2 separate regions of the Homo sapiens genome follow, and region 2 is linked to region 1. Evidence: chromatin loops called from intact Hi-C (ENCODE). Cell type or tissue: HepG2. All regions are shown on one strand. Each heading gives the region's core, and the rest is flanking DNA. Links, peaks and the distances in the headings are about the cores only.

Region 1 (8,338 bases), core at 137-8,136:
GTTAATATTTGCTTCTGTTCTTAGTTTACTCTGTCGTTTTGGTGGAGTACATTCTGAGTAGTTTCTTGAGATATGGTGCTTGAGGTTTTTTGTTGTTGTTGTTTGGTCTTTCTTGAATGGTTTGCCCCGGGTGTGGAATTTTAGTTTGGAAATTACTATTCTGAAGATGGACCATTGTAAAAGTATCCAAGCCTGCCATTCTGCCATTCTGTTTTCTGATCCTTTGTCACTTTTTCTTTCTAAAAGCATATAGAATCTTCTCTTTTTCCCCAAGATTCTGAAATGTTACTGTGATATTTCTTTATGTGTGTCTATTTTTATCTGTTGTGTTAGGCCCTTTCAATCTGGCAACTTATTCTTCAGCCCTGGGAAATTTTCTTTAGTTGTTGTTTTTTTTTCTTTTTGATGACAGTTTTCCCTTTCTTTTTTTTTTTTTTTTTGTTCTCAAATGGATGTTGTCATTTCAATTTTATTTTTTGGCTTTCTAGTTTTCTCTCCTATTTCTATTTCTCTCATTTTATTCTTCTTTCTGGGAGGTTTCCTTAAGTTTCCTTTTAAGCTTCCAACTGTTTTTTTTTTTTTCCTATAGCAGCTTATTTTTGTTTCTTAGACGAAATAACTCTTTTTCTGGTAATACAAATCTTGGTTTTGTTAATGTTTTAGAGTCTGTGTAAATCTCTTTTTCCTACATGTTGCTCTTATTCTTTTGTCTCTGTCTTTGTTCGTGGACCCTTTAAATTTAGAGGCTTTCCACAAATACTAAATAATCACTGGCTAGGATGGATAGGGTTTGTCTATTTTGAACTTTAGTTGATGGTGATCTGGGAACCTTATTTTGTGGGTCAAACTCCAGTATACTAGAATTTTGAGATATCATCTCCTAGACTGGTTACTTTCCTCAGGGAAGAAATCCATCTCCTACATAGATGGTAAGGATCTGTCTGCAAGAATTCTGGGTGCAGAGTCGGGGAAAATGGCTGAAGTTCGTTAGATATTAGTATGCATACAGTCATTTAATTTCCCAATTTTTTTTTTTCTTTTGAGATGGAGTCTCACTCTGTCGTCCAGGCTGGAGTGCAGTGGCTCAATCTCAGCTCACTGCAGCCTTCACCTACTGGGTTCAAATGATTCTGCGTCAGTCTCCTGAGTAGGTGGTATTACAGGCATCTGCCACCATGCCCAGCTAATTTTTTTTTGTATTTTTATTAGTGACAGGTTTACACCGTGTAGGCCAGGTTGGTCTCGAACTCCTGACCTCAAGTGATCCGCCTGCCTCAGCTTCCCGAAGTGCTGGGATTACAGGTGTGACCCACCGTGCCCAGCCTGATTTCCCAGTTTTGGTTTGGATATGATGATGAAGCACAGAAATGGCCTTGGGTTTTCTCTGTATTGAGACCTTCTATTTTAAATTCTGCAGAGACTAAACTTCTAAAACAGTGAATCTCCCTAGTACAGAGTCATGGAGGGGATTGAAGGATCTATTTTTTTTTTCTTAAATGGCTGTCACTGAAATCCTCTTTGCTTTTTAGCCCTCTACTTCCTTAGCCCCCAGTGCCAGTCTTACCTGGTGGTACCATTTCTTATGCCTGTTTAAGATTCTATGGCATACAGTGGGTTGGTTCTCAGCTTCTCTGTCAGGCTGGAATTCAGGTTTCTATCAAATTGCCGTTGCTTTTTCTGTTTCTACCCACTTTGCCCCTGTCCTTATGAGGTATTTTTCTTAAAGATTTCTCCTGATGTAGTTTGTAGTAGGTTTCACAAGGTACTGAAATTACATAGACGTATATGATTCGCCATCTTAACCTGGAAACCTAAACCTACTTTTAAATTGTCCGCCTTATTTTTAATATGTGTGATATTTATGATGAAACATTGAAATATACTGAAATGCATAATATCTAGTTGTTCCATATATGTTTTTAAAATAAATGCTTCAGCAAATCTGTTAACTATTTTTGTAAATCTCAGCATTCATTCTTGCTTTTTGGAATAGGAGCAAGATTTTTTTTTTTAAAGAGACAGTTTAGGAAATTTTAGACGAATCCTCAGAATTATTTGTTGTGGACACCAACCACTGTAAAAATACCTAAATGAAAAAATTTTGCCTTTAAATACCTCTTTTGAGATAAATGTTTAAGAAGTAATATCAGAAAAATGGTTTTTAATTAAATTACTTACGTTACAGTACAGTTCGAGTACAAGCATAGCAATATCCCTTTCAGAAAGATCTTTAAAAAAGTAAATGAAGTTAACTCCAGGACGTTTAACCCTGGTAAATAAGGAGGGATATGATTGACCAGACTTAATACTGGTCCTTATAAACATGTTATAAATATTTTTGTTTCATATGGCAGTAAAGCTACCTATAAACCTTATTTATCATTGTATTTACTTGAATATTTGGAAAATTTTTGAAAACGTCTGTTATCTCAATAATACATCGGGTGTTATTAATAGGTTATTGATATGTAACATTTTTATATTTTTCCTACAGGCTCAGTAGTGGGAACTCTTAAAAATAAGGTCATTGTACTTATATATTTTTAGTTTCGAAATATTTAGACTCTTAAGATAAAATGTGAAATAGGTAAGCCTAGGTATATATACACTTTTTAAAATTAAATTTGTTTAAGTGATGTCACAGTCATACATTTTTTCTTTTATAAATCTGGTTTCATCTCACAACCACCTTGATCTTAGACTTCTAGCCTTCAAAATTGTGGGTTACTGGAGTTTGAGGCTCTGTATTGATGAGACCATAGGATCCAAAAATTAATCTAAAAGTCATGTCAAGACTTTGTTGGCTGGGCACGGTGGCTCACGCCTGTAATTCCAGTACTTTGGGAGGCCAAGACGGGCAGATCATTCGAGGCCAGTAGTTTGAGACCAGCCTGGCTAACATGGTAAAACTCCATCTCTACTAAAAATACAAAAATTAGCCCGGTGTGGTAGCAGGCGCCTGTAGTCCCAGCTACACTGGAGGCTGAGGCAGGAGAACTGCTTGAGCCTGGGAGGCGGAGGTTGCAGTGAGTCGAGATCACACCAGTGCACTCCAGCCTGGGCAACAGAGCAAGACTCACTCTGAAAATTAAAAAAAAATAAAATTAAAAAAACGTGATAAACTAATGACTAAGTCTTTTTCTTTTCTTTTTTTAAGAGATGGGGTCTCTACCGGGCACAGTAGCTCACACCTTTAATCCCAGTATTTAGGAGGCCAAGGTGGGCAGATTGCTTGTGCCCAGAAGTTTGATTCCAGCGTGGGCAACAATGTGAAACCCCAACTCTACAAAAAATAAAAAAATTAGTTTGCACATGCCTATAGTCCCAGCTACTCAGAAGGCTGAGGAGGGAGAATCACTTGAGCCCAGGAGTTCAAGGCTGCAGTGAGCCGAGATTGTGCCACTGCACACAGAAGAAATATCAGAAAAATGATTTTTAATCAAATTACTTACGTTACAATACAGTTTGAATACAAGTATAGCAATATCCCTTTGAGAAAGATCTTTCAACACACACACACACACACACACACACACACACACACACACACACACACACACACGCCAGCATGGTGGTGCTTGCCCGTAGTCCCAGCTACTTGGGGGCTGATGTAGGAGGATCTCTTGAGCCTGGGAAGTCGAGGCTGACAAACCTTGCCTCCAGAGAGAGAGAGAGAGAGGGTCAGACCTTGCCTCCAGAGAGAGAGAGAGAGAGAGAGAGAGAGAGAGAGAGGGTCAGAGCGTCTTGCCATGTCATCCAGGCTGGAGTGTAGTAGTGGTACAATTAGAGCTCACTGCAACCTTTTTTGTTTTTTGTTTTTTTTTTGAGGTGGAGTCTTGCTCCGTCGCCAGGCTGGAGTGCAGTGGTATGATCTTGGCTCACTGCAGCCTCTGCCTTCCGGGTTCAAGCGATTCTCCTGCCTCAGCCTCCCGAGTAGCTGGGACTAGAGGCGCGTGCCACCACACCCAGCTAATTTGTTTTATTTTTAGTAGAGACGGGGTTTCACCATGTGGGCGAGGATGGTCTCGATCTCCTGACCTTGTGATCCGCCCGCCTCGGCCTCCCAAAGTATTGGGATTACAGGTGTGAGCCACCATGCCCAGCCACTCACTGCAACTTTTAACTCCTGGGCTCAAGGAGTCCTCCCACCTCAGCCTCCCGAGTCACTGGGTCTACAGGCACATGGCACCATGCCTGGTTTATATTTTAAAATACTTTTTTGGTAGAGATGGGGTCTTGCTCTGCTGTCTAAGTGTTCTCAAATTCCTGGCTTCAAGTGATCCTCCTGCGTCAGCCTCCCCAAGTACTGGAATTACAGATGTGAGCCCCTGTGCCTGGCCTCCTAGTCAATCTTTAGTTGGCTATTTACCAATTTGCTGTGTGTGTAAATACACACATACATATACATTTATATTTAAGTTTCCTAGACTTTGCATGTAGATTAAAAGAGAGTAAAAGCAATTGCCATCTGATCTTTTCTGTGGCCTTATTTAATTGAGGTTTTCTACCTCAACCCAGTTCCCAGTGTTTTTACTATACAGACTATTGTCATAATTATTATTCTTGGGACAGATTCTACCAACATTAAAAGTTGATTTGCATTTTAGACAAAGTAATCTTACATTTTGAATTATTCCTGACAACCCAAAAAACAAGAGTTTATTAATATGAATGTTTAATTAAATCCCACGTCTTTTATTTCTTTTTAAGTCCTTTTCCATTTTGAATTTTAACAGGGAGCTGGGTTTTTTTGGTGTTTTTTGTTTTGCTTTGTTTTTTTTAAATTCCTGGCTGTGAATCTTAAGTCCTCATTCTCTCAGATGTAGCCAGCAATCTGGGCATGGCTGTGTCTGAAAAGTAGAGACAGCCTTATGCCCAAACTTCTGTTACCAACGCGTTCTGATATCCAATATGAGTTATTTTGCTTGCATTTCTGATAATGGCTAAGGCAGTAACCAACTATAATTCATATTTAATGGTTTTCAAAAGTTTGAAGTTTGAGTCTTTGGTCCCATTTTGAGGTCATAACAATTTAAGATATTTTATATAGTACTAACTATAAGAATACTCTGATAGAAAGATACTGCCAGGAATACAAAGATAAGTAAGGCAAAGTCCTTGCTCAGACAGGTCCATTAATACTGTAATTCAAGGTAGAGTAAGATTAGTGTCATTAGAGTATTTGTTTCTAACATCAGTTCCATAACAGACACTGGCTTCTCAGGGATATCCTTACTATTCCTTCTGAAACTATTATATTGTTATCAGAAAAACTCTTAGTATGAATTTAGAGTATCTGGAAATATTAATGATAAACAAGAATCTTGGTTATTTTTTGCTTGGCAAAGATAACAAGCTATTATTAATGGCTTTCTGGGGCAATGAGCTATTACTGTGACAGAAATAAAAAATATATTTTTTAAACCTGTATCCAAATAGTTTGTATGCTATTGATCTTAGATGCATGAAATGTCTATGTGCTTACAAAGTGACATAACAGTACAAGAAATAACATGATATGAATCACATATGTACGTTATACGTGAGGTTGTCATTTAGCACTGGGATTGATTAAAAGCACAAGCAGGCCGGGTATGGTGGATCACGCCTGTAATATTAGTACTTTGGGAAGCCAAGGCGGGCAGATCACCTGAGGTTAGGAGTTCGAGACCAGCCTGGCCAACATGACGAAACCCTGTCTCTACTAAAAATACAAAAATTAGCTGGGTGTGGTGGCGCGTGCCTGTAATCCCAGCTACTTGTGAGGCTGAAGCAGGGGAATCGCTGGAACCTGGGAGTCAAAGGCTGCAGTGAGTCAAGGTTGCACCACTGTACTCCGGCCTGGGCGACAGAGCGAGACTCCGTCTGAACAACAACAACATCAACAAAAAAGGCACAAGCAGAGTCTTTTTCAGTAAGTTAGAAGAATGCCTCTCTTCCCTCAATGAGTCACAATACATACAAGCATTTTAAAGTCAGGTTAATAGTTGAAAGATCTTAGATGCAAAGAGTTTTAAATCATTAGTTCAAGAACTAGTCAGTGAGTGATTGAATAAACTTTATTAAAACATGCTTAGTGAATTAGTGAATATTACAACACAATTTTTTTCCTATTACTTTCTTTGAGTTTCGAGAAAGTTTCTAGCTGGGTGTGGTGGTGTGTGCCTGTAGTCCCAGATACTGGAGAGGCTGTGGTGGGAGGATCCCTTGAGCCCAAGAGTTCGAGGTTACAGTGAGCTATGATAGGCAACAGAGTAAGACTCTGTCTCAGAAAAAGTAGTCTCTATATGTGTATGTAAACTTTAGGAAGAAGTGGATGTTTATCACTGTTGGTTTGTTTCTGAAGTGTAATTATTATTTGATTGTGACTTGAATCTACTTTTTAAGAGGCCATAATTTTGGCTAATTCCAAATAAGACCTGACCTTACAAATGGCCTCATTACTAAGTCCAGCTTGTGCTAGAGCTTTCACTAATTACTGTCTGGGTCTAGGACTGGTAGTCAGACTGCAACAGTCACAACTTGGTAAACATTTTAAATACTGACATAAGATTTTTATATTCATACATTATTCATAATTGAAGTAAAAACATAGTTCCAAGATGTTGTAAAGGTGTCTTTCACTTTTTCTTCAGTCTTAGCTGTCTGTGAAGATAAACATACAACTTGCCTCTTATAAATGGTTCTCATGCAAGATAAAGCTATAATGGGATACTTTTTTTCTGTTTTTCAAATATCAGATTAGCAAAGATCAAATGTTTTGAACACGTTTTTGAAAAGAGTGTAGAAAGACTGCCACTGTCATTCATTGCTGGTTATGAGTATATACAGATATAAAGCTTGTGGAATGCATTTCTAATTATATATATTCATTTACTCAGGCATTTTTCTTCTCGTAACTTATTGTCCAGTCTACATGCATTTATTCATTTGTGGGAGATGACTTGAGTACAGGGCTTCTTCTTGTATGTATTAGAAGACTGGAAACAGCCTAACTATCTGTTAAATAAACTGAGTGCAGTTGCTCATGCCAGTAGTCCCAGCTACTTGGGAGGCTTAGGTGGGAGGAATTGTTTGAGCCCAGGAGTTCGAGGCTGCAGTTAGCCGTGATCCCACCACTGCACTCCAGCCTGGGCAACAGAGCGAGACCTTGTCTCAAGGGAAAAAAAGAGTTTAATAAATTATTTTACATCTATCCAGTGGAATACAATGCAGCCAGCCATTTAAAAGAATGAAGTAGTTCTGTATGTACTCATAGGAAATGGATTGGTTTCCACGTCATAGTAAGTTTTTTTAAAGTGTAGGACAGAACAGAATTCTTTAGCCATTTGTTTGTTTTTTCTTCATTGTGAAAATGTTTTATTTTATTTTTAATTTTACTTTTAAGTTCTGGGATACATATGCAGAACGTGCCGGTTTGTTACATAGGTATGTATACACGTGCCATGGTGGTTTGCTGCGTCATCAAGGTTTTAATCCCTGCATATGCATTAGGTATTTGTCCTAATGCTCTCTCTCCCCTTGTCAGGCCCCGGACAGGCCCTGGTCTGTGATGTTTCCTTCCCTGTGTCCTTGTGTTCTCATTGTTCAACTCCCACTTATGAGTGAAAACACGCGGTGTTTGGTTTTCTGTTCCTGTGTTAGTTTGCTGAGAATGATTAGCCATTTGTTTTATTTGTGAACTATATCTTAAGTGTGCATGTATGTGTGCTTGAATATGCATACCATATCTCTGGAAGAAAACATAAGAATGCATTAAAACTTGTTGCCTGTGTGATAAACTAGGTGTACTTCCTAGAGTAAAAGGGTAATTGGGATTTTTCTTCATATTTTTGAATGTTTGTACACTGTGCATGTGAGAGAGAAAGATTCTCAGAGGCTGGATGTGGTGGTTCATGCCTGTCATCCCAGCACTTTGGTAGGCCAAGGTGGGAGGATTGCTTGGGGCCAGGAGTTCAAGACCAGTCTGGACGATATGGCAAAACCCCATCTCTGCAAAGAAACAAAAATTAGCCAGGCGTGATGGTACATGCCTATAGTCCCAGCTACTGGGGAAGCTGAAGCAGGAGGATCACTTGAGCCCAGGAGGCAGAGGTTTCAGTGAGCCAAGGTCATGCCACTGCACTGTAGCCTGGGTGACAGAGCAGACTCTGTCTTAAAAAAGGTTCTCATGCATTTTCTTTTATTGCCCTTCCTGGGATATATGCTTCAGTAGCCTGAGAAAATATGCCAAGGTCTTAACATTGAATATTCAACATTTATAGATGGTTGTCTCTTAATGAATTCCTTTTTTTTTTTTTGAGACAGAGTCTCAATCTGTTGCCCAAGCCAGAGTGCA
Region 2 (8,338 bases), core at 135-8,134, 61 kb before region 1:
GTTTATTGCAGAGAAAGTATACGAATTAAAATCAGCCAGGGGAAGAGATGTTTAGGGTAGAGTCCAGACTCTTCTCCCTGTGCAGTCATGTCCAGCATTATCTTTTTATGTCCACAGTATGTGAGTTTCGTCAGTGAAGAAACTCATCTGAGTCTTTGATTTTCCAGTTTTACTGGGGCTCAAAATCACATACTAGCTGAAAGGTGTAGCTTTGGCCTCTGGGAGGTCAGACTAATAACTTTAGTTCTCACTTCTTCTGGAGGTCAGAATTGATACTGGAATGTCGAAAGCCCCCATTGTAAATCACATTGTTAAACTGTCCAGTGGCCAAAGCCTCCAGGCAAACAAAAACACTCCTATCAAGCAGGTACTCCTAAGAAGCAAGATATTCTAGAGCCCTGGAGATCATCTCTCAGTTGCCAAGGTGGAAGCCCAGGCATCTTTTTCTTCTTTGGTGTATAGGCTATGCCCTAGCCTTTGGCCTACACTCTTAAAGCAAAATGAATATATTTGAACGTCTACATTTAGGTTTTATATGACAGACATTGCAGTAGTAACTTTTTGAATATGCCTAATATTGGGAGGAGCCAGTGTTGAATAGGTGTACATTTAAATAAACAGTCAATCTAATTTATAAAGCCATTATGTACATCATTTTCTTGTACTAATTTAATTACTCATTTTCCCCCGGATTTACCACTATTTTTGTATCTTATGAAAAATTCATGCAGGACTATTGGCATAGAAATTAGTTGATGGGCTGGGCACGGTAGCAAACGCCTGTAATCCCAGCACTTTGGGAGGCTGAGGTGGGGGGTATCACTTGAGGTTAGGAGTTCGAGACCAGCCTGGCCAACATGGTGAAACCCCATCTCCGCTAAAAATACAAAAATTAGCCAGGTGTGGTGGTGCACTTCCATAATACCAGCTGCTTGGGAGGCTGAGGCGAGAATTGCTTGAACCTGGAAGGCAGAGGTTGCAGTGAGCCGAGATTGCATCATTGCACTCCTGGGCAACAGAGTGAGACGAGAAGAGGAGAAGAAAAGAGAGAGAGAAAGAGAAAGAAAACAGGAAGAAAAGGAAGGAAGGAAAGAAGAAAAGAAAGAAAGAGGAAGAAAAATTAGTTGATGGTTAACTAATTCTTCCTTAGGCTATTCATTTTCCATCATTATTACACCCTGAGGAGGCTTTAACTAAATTTCCTGATACATTAGATGATCAATATCAGTATTATAAGATTGATTTCTATAAGGGGCTGGGCGTGATGATTCATGCCTATAATCCCAGCACTTTGGGAGGCGAGGGTGGGCAGATCACCTGAGGTCAGGAGTTCGAGACCAGCCTGGCCAACATGGCTAAACCCTGTCTCTACTGTAGTCCCAGCTACTTGGGAGGCTGAGGCAGGAAAATCGCTTGAACCTGGGAGGTGGAGGTTGCAGTGAGCTGAGATCATGAGACTACACTCCGGCCAGGGCAGCTGAGCGAGACTCTGTCTCAAAACAAAACAAAAAAAGATTTATTTACATAAGGTAAATGAATCTTAGCAACAGTGTCACTTGTTATGCCATAGTGTGTTATGTCACAACGTGATGCTGTTTTATTACAGAACAAATCAGTAAGAATTGCAGAGGAATTTGCTATGCCGCCTCAGCAGAATTGACCCTTACCTGGATGCTGGATATTATCATGGATAGGTATAGTTACAGTGGGCCCTTACTCAGTTATTTCTGAGTTCCAAGTCATTTAAGAACAAAGCTACTTACCTTGTCTCAGTTCACAGGCTTGTACTAAGACTGGTTTCCCTATGTGCTGTTATATAGTAAGGTCTCCATGTTCGTGAATATGATGTATTTCTTTGGTAGCATTTTCCTGCACAGAGCATTCCAATTTAATTATGGAACTCTTCTGGGTACTGCTTTCCCCTGAGAATGTTTCTCCAACATTTCCCAGGACAGTATATATATTTCAGGTTTTCAGATTCAGAGAAGCAGTGTCAGTTAATGCCCAATAGTAAACTAGTTGTCCCTCAAATTGAAATTTTTGGGTCCAGAATCCTGATGGTTTTCCTATAAGCTCCAGTCTTGTGCTCCACACAGGACTGTTGTATAAAGAATTTGCCCAGCTTCTATTCTGTACTATTTGAAATTAATTTGGATGGGCTCAGGCATTTTCACTGGCTTTCAATTAGCATGTCCTATAAATATTGCCTGATAGGAAGATTTATATGTATTCTGTTTAAGTAGGGGAAACATTCGCCAGTCAGACGTAATAAATATCTCCATAATGCATTCAGGTGAAGGAGACACACTACTGTACATAAAGTACATTCAGACATTCTTATTTTAATCCAGAGTTTTACCTTGATCCATAAACTCTTGTGTTGTTATGTCTTTCCAGTATAACTGTAGCTCCTGTTAGGACTTCACCAACAGATTTGTAAGTTCTGTGCATGGGTCTCTCGTGGAAACATCTCTATGCTTAACTATTTTATCCATTTAAAAGCATTTGACTCTGGGTCCCCAGCTAGGGACTAGCAAGGAATCTAGGTCTTCTCTTCAGGCCTTATCTAAGCATTGGCTTAGGCAAGTTGAAGTTAGATTTTTCTTAGTCATTTTTGCCTTCCAGTTTTTAAAGTTTCCTCAAACTAGGGTGAATTGCCGGGTACAGTAGCTCACTCCTGTAATCCCAGCACTTTGGGAGGCCGAGGCTGGCAGATCACCTGAGGTTGAGAGTTTGAGACCAGCCCGACCAACATGGAGAAACCCCATCTCTCCTAAAAGTACAAAATTAGCCAGGCATGGTGGCGCATGCCTGTAATCCTAGCTACTCGGGAGGCTGAGGCAGGAGAATTGCTCGAACCTGGAAGGTGGAGGTTGCGGTGAACTGATATGCCATTGCACCCCAGCCTGGGCAATAAGAATGAAACTCTATCTCAAAACAAACAACAACAAAACAAAAACAAAAACAAAAAAAAACTAGGGTGAATAAAGCAGATTTGTTTAGGGCTCTTTAATGGAAGGAGACCAGCAGGGGCTCATTGGTCCACTCAACCTCTGAGAGTGCTGCAGTGTGACCTTTGTTTTGGCTTCAATATTTTATCCCATTTCTCAATAACTGTTTAAAGATTTACACCCAGCTGGGACTAGTCTCTTGAATCTCCTCTTTCTTTTTCTCCATTGTCTTATGAATCTTTATTGCCTGTTATTTTGGTAAGACTTTTACATATGGCAGTGGGTCTGTGACTACTGGCTATAACTGGATCTGGCCAAAAACCAGGCTTGGCCCAGCATTAGGATTTGCGTTTCTGTTTCGCTATTCCAGGTAACAATAATCAAGGGATTATATAGTAACTTTATTTATTGTTTATGTAACATTTTCTTATGTATCCAGTGACCCAGGCACCCAGGAGTTGGATCCATCATTTCTCAGTCCCACTGGTAACTTTTATTTCTACTAATTGATTGTAATACAGCTGTAGTTGGAGCTATTATTTGTAAATTCCACTGGTAATGTTTACCTCCATTAAATGATTATAGCACAGCTATAGTTTTATACCATGAGTGGCCTTGTAACCATCCAGGAAACAAAGGTTTGTCATCCCTCATTCTTTCTCTTCATTCAGTGAGTCAGCTTCAGCAAGTTAATGTCATTCTTGTGCCCACTTCCGATACCATTGCTGCAAGCTTGAGGGATTCCAAAACCAACCTCAGGTTTGATAATTTGCTAGAAGAACTCACAGAACTCATTATATTCATGGCTATAGTTTGTTACGTAGAAATGATACACATTAAAATCAGCCAAGGGAAGAGAGACATAGGGTGCAGAATCCAGGAGGAGTCCAAATGTAGAGTTTCTGATTGCCCTCTCTCTGTGGTATCATAGACAACATTAGCTCATTTCAATCACAGTGTATGACAGTACTCACAGAATATTGTCAAACAGGGAATCTCAGCAAAGCCTTTGGTGATCATTGTTTGTATTGGGATTTGATCACATACCACCCACATGGCTGACCTTTAGTCTCCTGCTGCTTCCAGAATGTCAAACTATTACCTTTAGTTATTCCTTTCTCTGGAGGTCACAGCTATTACTTTGTGGCCCAAAGCCATACTGTGTGCTGTTATATAGTAGGGTCTATGTGCTCATTATAATGATATGTTCCTTTGGTAGCATTTTCCTGCACAGACCATTCCCATTTCATTATGGAATTCTTCTGGGTACTTCCCATTGTAAATCACATTTTTAGATAGTCCAGTGGCCAAAGCCCCCAGACGAACAAAAACACTCGTATCAGCCAAGACATGCCAGAGGCCTAGTGATTGTTTCCCAGTAGCTGAGGGCAGAAGCCAGACCTCTTTCAATAAGGTTGATCTTTCACTGTATTAACACTGTATATAAAGGACTTTTATAAAAGCTTGTAGTTATGGTGTTATTGTCATCATCCAGTTTAATGCCCTCTTTTTTCCAGTAAGAAAAGAAAGGTCTGGGATAATCATGTTAATTGATTTGTTTACATTTTCATTTTAATTAGTAGCACAACTGAGAGTGAAAATGGAACCCAAATAGTCCATCTTTAGCATAATACTTTTTTTTCTCCTCTAGTGGAGCTTATACCTTGCCAATTATTGAATCTTGAACTCCTGACCTCGTGATCCACCTGCCTCAGCCTCCCAAAATGCTGAGATTACAGGCTTGAGCCACTGCACCTGGCCTGAATTACTGAATCTTACTGAGAATAATCATGGAAAAACATTTGTATTTTTTGATCAACCTAGTTTCAGGAAAAGTCTTAAAAGGAAAACAACCTAATTTTTATTTTAGTTTACTTCTGATCAGACAATTTAAGATTTGGAGATATAAATGAGAATAAACTAAAATTTTTGTGTTCAGGAGGTATAGAGAGTAAGGAGACAGATGTACAAGTGGAAAATGAAACATTCAGTTATAGAATAAAAGTTTATAAAAATGGGACAAATGAAGAGGAAGTGCCTGGCTTGGCTAAGGAAAAGTGATACAGAGGAGGATGAGGCTTGCTATGATTTTAAATGCTGAATTGGCATTTTCTGATCCAAAAAGGTTGGAAGGCGTTGTATGAGAAAACAGGTCCTGATTGGGAAATCCCAAGGTCTTGTGCCAAGCTGGCATAGGTAGAATAATTGTGATGGAGTGGAGTAAGCGGTGATCAAATCATAAAGGGTCTTGTGTTACAATAGAATTTTGGAAATATTCCTCCTGTAGGGAATGGAAAGCCATGGAACCAAAATTATCTGGATTAAATCATCAATTTTGTATTTTAAGTAGGTTGCTATAGCTGTAGTATGGTGGGATTTGAGAGCAGCTAGCACATTATCCTGTAATTCATCCCTTTGTTTGATCTAGGTGAGACTTGGATAAATTTGTCTGGTAAAACATGTGCTCGGCCACGTGTGAGGTGGCCTGTACTCCCAGCACTTAGGGAAGCTGAGGCAGGCAAATCACTTGAGTCCAAGAGTTCGAGACCAGCCTGAGCAATATGGTGAAACCCCATCTCTACAAAAAATACAAAAAATTAGCCAGGTGTAGTGGTGCCTTCCTGTAGTCCCAGCTCCTTAGAAGGCTGAGGTGGGAGGATTTCTTGAGCCCAAGAGTTTGAGGCTGCAGTGAGCTGTGATCCAGCCTGGACAACAGAGTGAGAGCCTGTCTCAAAAAACAAACAAAAAACCTGCTTATCTTTGCTTCCTCCAAAATCGCACCAAGATAGCAACAACAAAAAAAGGATGAACAGTAAGAGATAATGGTCACAAGATAGAAATACATTTTTAGAATGTAGGGAGTGGGTGTCAATTAGTGACCAATTTAACAGGATTAAAGAAAACTGGGCCAGGCTTCACGCCTGTAATCTCAGCACTAGGTTTTTGTTTTGACCCCTTGCCCACTCCAATCCCAGCACTTTGGGAGGCCAAGGTGGGAGAACCGCTTGAGCCCAGAAGTTGAAGACCAGCCTGGGCAACATAGTAAGTCCTCATCTGTACATAAAAGTTAAAAATTAACCAGACAGTCTGGGCGCAGTGGCTCACACCTGTAATCCCGGCACTTTGGGAGGCCAAGGTGGGCGGATCACCTAAGGTCAGGAGTTGAGGACCAGCCTGGCTAATATGGTGAAACCCAGTCTCTACGTAAAAAAAAATATATACAAAAATTAGCCAAGAATGGTGGCGCATTACTGTAATCCCAGCTACTCAGGAGGCTGAGGCAAGAGAATTGCTTGTACCCGGGAGGTGGAGGCTGTAGTGAGCTGAGATCATGCCACTGCACTACAGCTTGGGCAACAGAGTGAGACTCTGTCTCAAAAAAAAAAAAAAAAAAAATTAGCCAGGCATGGTGGCGTGTACCTATAGTCCCAGCTACCCGGGAGAGGCTGGGGCCAGAGGGGGAGGATCACTTGAGTCTGGGAAGTAGAGATTACAGTGAGCCATCACTGCACTCCAGCATGGGTGACAGAGTGAGACCCTGTCTCATAAAAAGAAAAACCTGAAATCTAAATGTCATCAGAGGGGAATGCTAGCAGATTTTAGAAAGGTTCAAAATCAAAGCCCCAGATGCTTTGCATGGTAGAAGTGATGGTGGGAACTGATAATGCAGGAATTGATCGAAAAATTGTATGGGTTAGGCGTGGTGGCTCACGCCTGTAATCCCAGCACTTTGGGAGGCCAAGGTGGGCGGATTCCCTGAACTCATGAGTTCTCAGCCAGCCTGGGCAACATTGTGAAACCCCATCTCTACCAAAAACAAAAAATTAGCCAGGCATGGCGGCATGCATCTCTAATCCCAGCTACTCGGGAGGCTGAGGCAAGAGAATTGCTTGAACCCGGGAGGCAGAGGTTGCAGTGAGCCAAGATTGTACCGCTGCACTCCAGCCTGGACGACAGAGCGAGACTCCATCAGGAAAAAAAAAAAAAAAAAAAAAAAGAATTGTATGAAGAGAAGTAGACTCCCAGTGCTTTCTTCATACTTCTCACAGTTGGCAAGCTAACCTCTTCACCACTTACAGTACATTCTCTCAAGAATATGAACAGTAGAGGTTCTGGCTTTAAGGACATTTGGCCCATCAGAATTTCTGATAGGACAAGTGCATTAAATGAAAATCCTTTTTCTAAGTGGTTCTTTCAGCCCCATTTATTTCATGTCAACCAGTTACGTCCCCCCTGAAATGATTAGAGGATTGTTACCTCAGGGAAAGTGAAGGTCCCTGAGAAAAGAACAATAATAAATACTGGTAATAAGTGCCCTACAGTAATACTCACCAAGCCACTCTCACTCACAAAGTGTTTTTCAATAGCTTTTTAGTGCCTCATGCTTAATTATGAATGCTTAGTCAGGGATCCTCAGTCTTCTAAGCACTGATCATATTTTAGGAATTATATATAAATACAATATACTAGGCCAGGCATGATGGCTCATGCCTGTAATCCCAGCATTTTGAGAGTCCAAGGCAGGCAGATTGCTTGAGCCCAGGAGTTCGAGACTAGCCCAAGTAACATAGTGAAACCATACCTGTACTAAAAAATACAAAAATTAGCCAGGTGTGGTGGTGCCCACCTGTAGTCCCAGCTACTTGGGAGGCTGAGGCGGGAGGATCATTTCAGCCTTGGAGGCCAAGGCTGCAGTGAGCTGTCATTGTGCCACTGCACCCCAGCTTGGGCAAAAGAGTGAGACCCTGTCTTAAAAAATAAATAAATATATATATAAATAAATATATATATGTGTAACTGAACTATTTAAACTATTGTGATTTACAACTAAGTTTTTGCCTATCTGATGGCAAGAATTGTGCACTTAAAGTTATTCAGTAGAGGCTGAATACCTGATACTATTAGCTGTTGAGTAGATAATGAATAAAAGACACTTTAGTTATGAATTAAAAGGAATTTCTTGATTTTATTGGTAAACACTTCTTTCAAACTAGTGATTTTTTTTTTTTTTTTTAGAGATGCAGTCTCACTCTGTTGCGCGTGCTGGAGTGCAGTGTCATGATTTTGGCTCACTGTAGCCTCCGCCTCCCAGGTTCGAGTGATCCTCCTGCCTCAGCACCCCTAGTAGCTGGGATTACAGACATGTGCCACTATGCCCGGCCAATTTTTGTATTTTTAGTAGCAATGGGGTTTTGCCATGTTGGCCAGGCTGGTCTCGGAACTCCTGACCTCAGGTGATCCACCCGCCTCGGCCTCCCAAAGTGCTGGGATTACAGGTGTGAACCACTGTGCTTGGCCCAAACTAGTGATTTTTAAAAAGCCAGTATTTCTGAAGTTGCATGAAAAAAGGAAGTGAACCATTATTCTAAATATCCTCTTAAATTGTT

What was found. Hi-C counts contacts between places; a loop is a spot of excess contacts. Peaks named below come from ENCODE experiments on the same cell type or tissue, not always from the same donor. Only the 100,000 strongest peaks of a DNase experiment are listed, where the experiment ranks them.
Region 2: a loop joins it to region 1, with 4 times the contacts of the local background. A loop is called at or near these places in 3 of 110 quality-filtered maps.

What each region holds. Positions count from the first base shown.
Region 1 is chr10:63,300,854-63,309,191 of GRCh38, reverse strand. All of the region lies in intron 2 of JMJD1C (jumonji domain containing 1C), which reads left to right. Among named protein-coding and RNA genes, the nearest start is that of MIR1296, 68 kb to the left of the region's middle. In HepG2, for the core only: no CTCF peak of the experiment used is centred there; no DNase peak of the experiment used is centred there.
Region 2 is chr10:63,361,863-63,370,200 of GRCh38, reverse strand. The region is part of intron 2 of JMJD1C (jumonji domain containing 1C); the gene reads left to right. Among named protein-coding and RNA genes, the nearest start is that of MIR1296, 7.0 kb to the left of the region's middle. RefSeq lists an enhancer at 3,794-4,295. In HepG2, for the core only: no CTCF peak of the experiment used is centred there; a DNase peak (open chromatin) is centred at 3,980.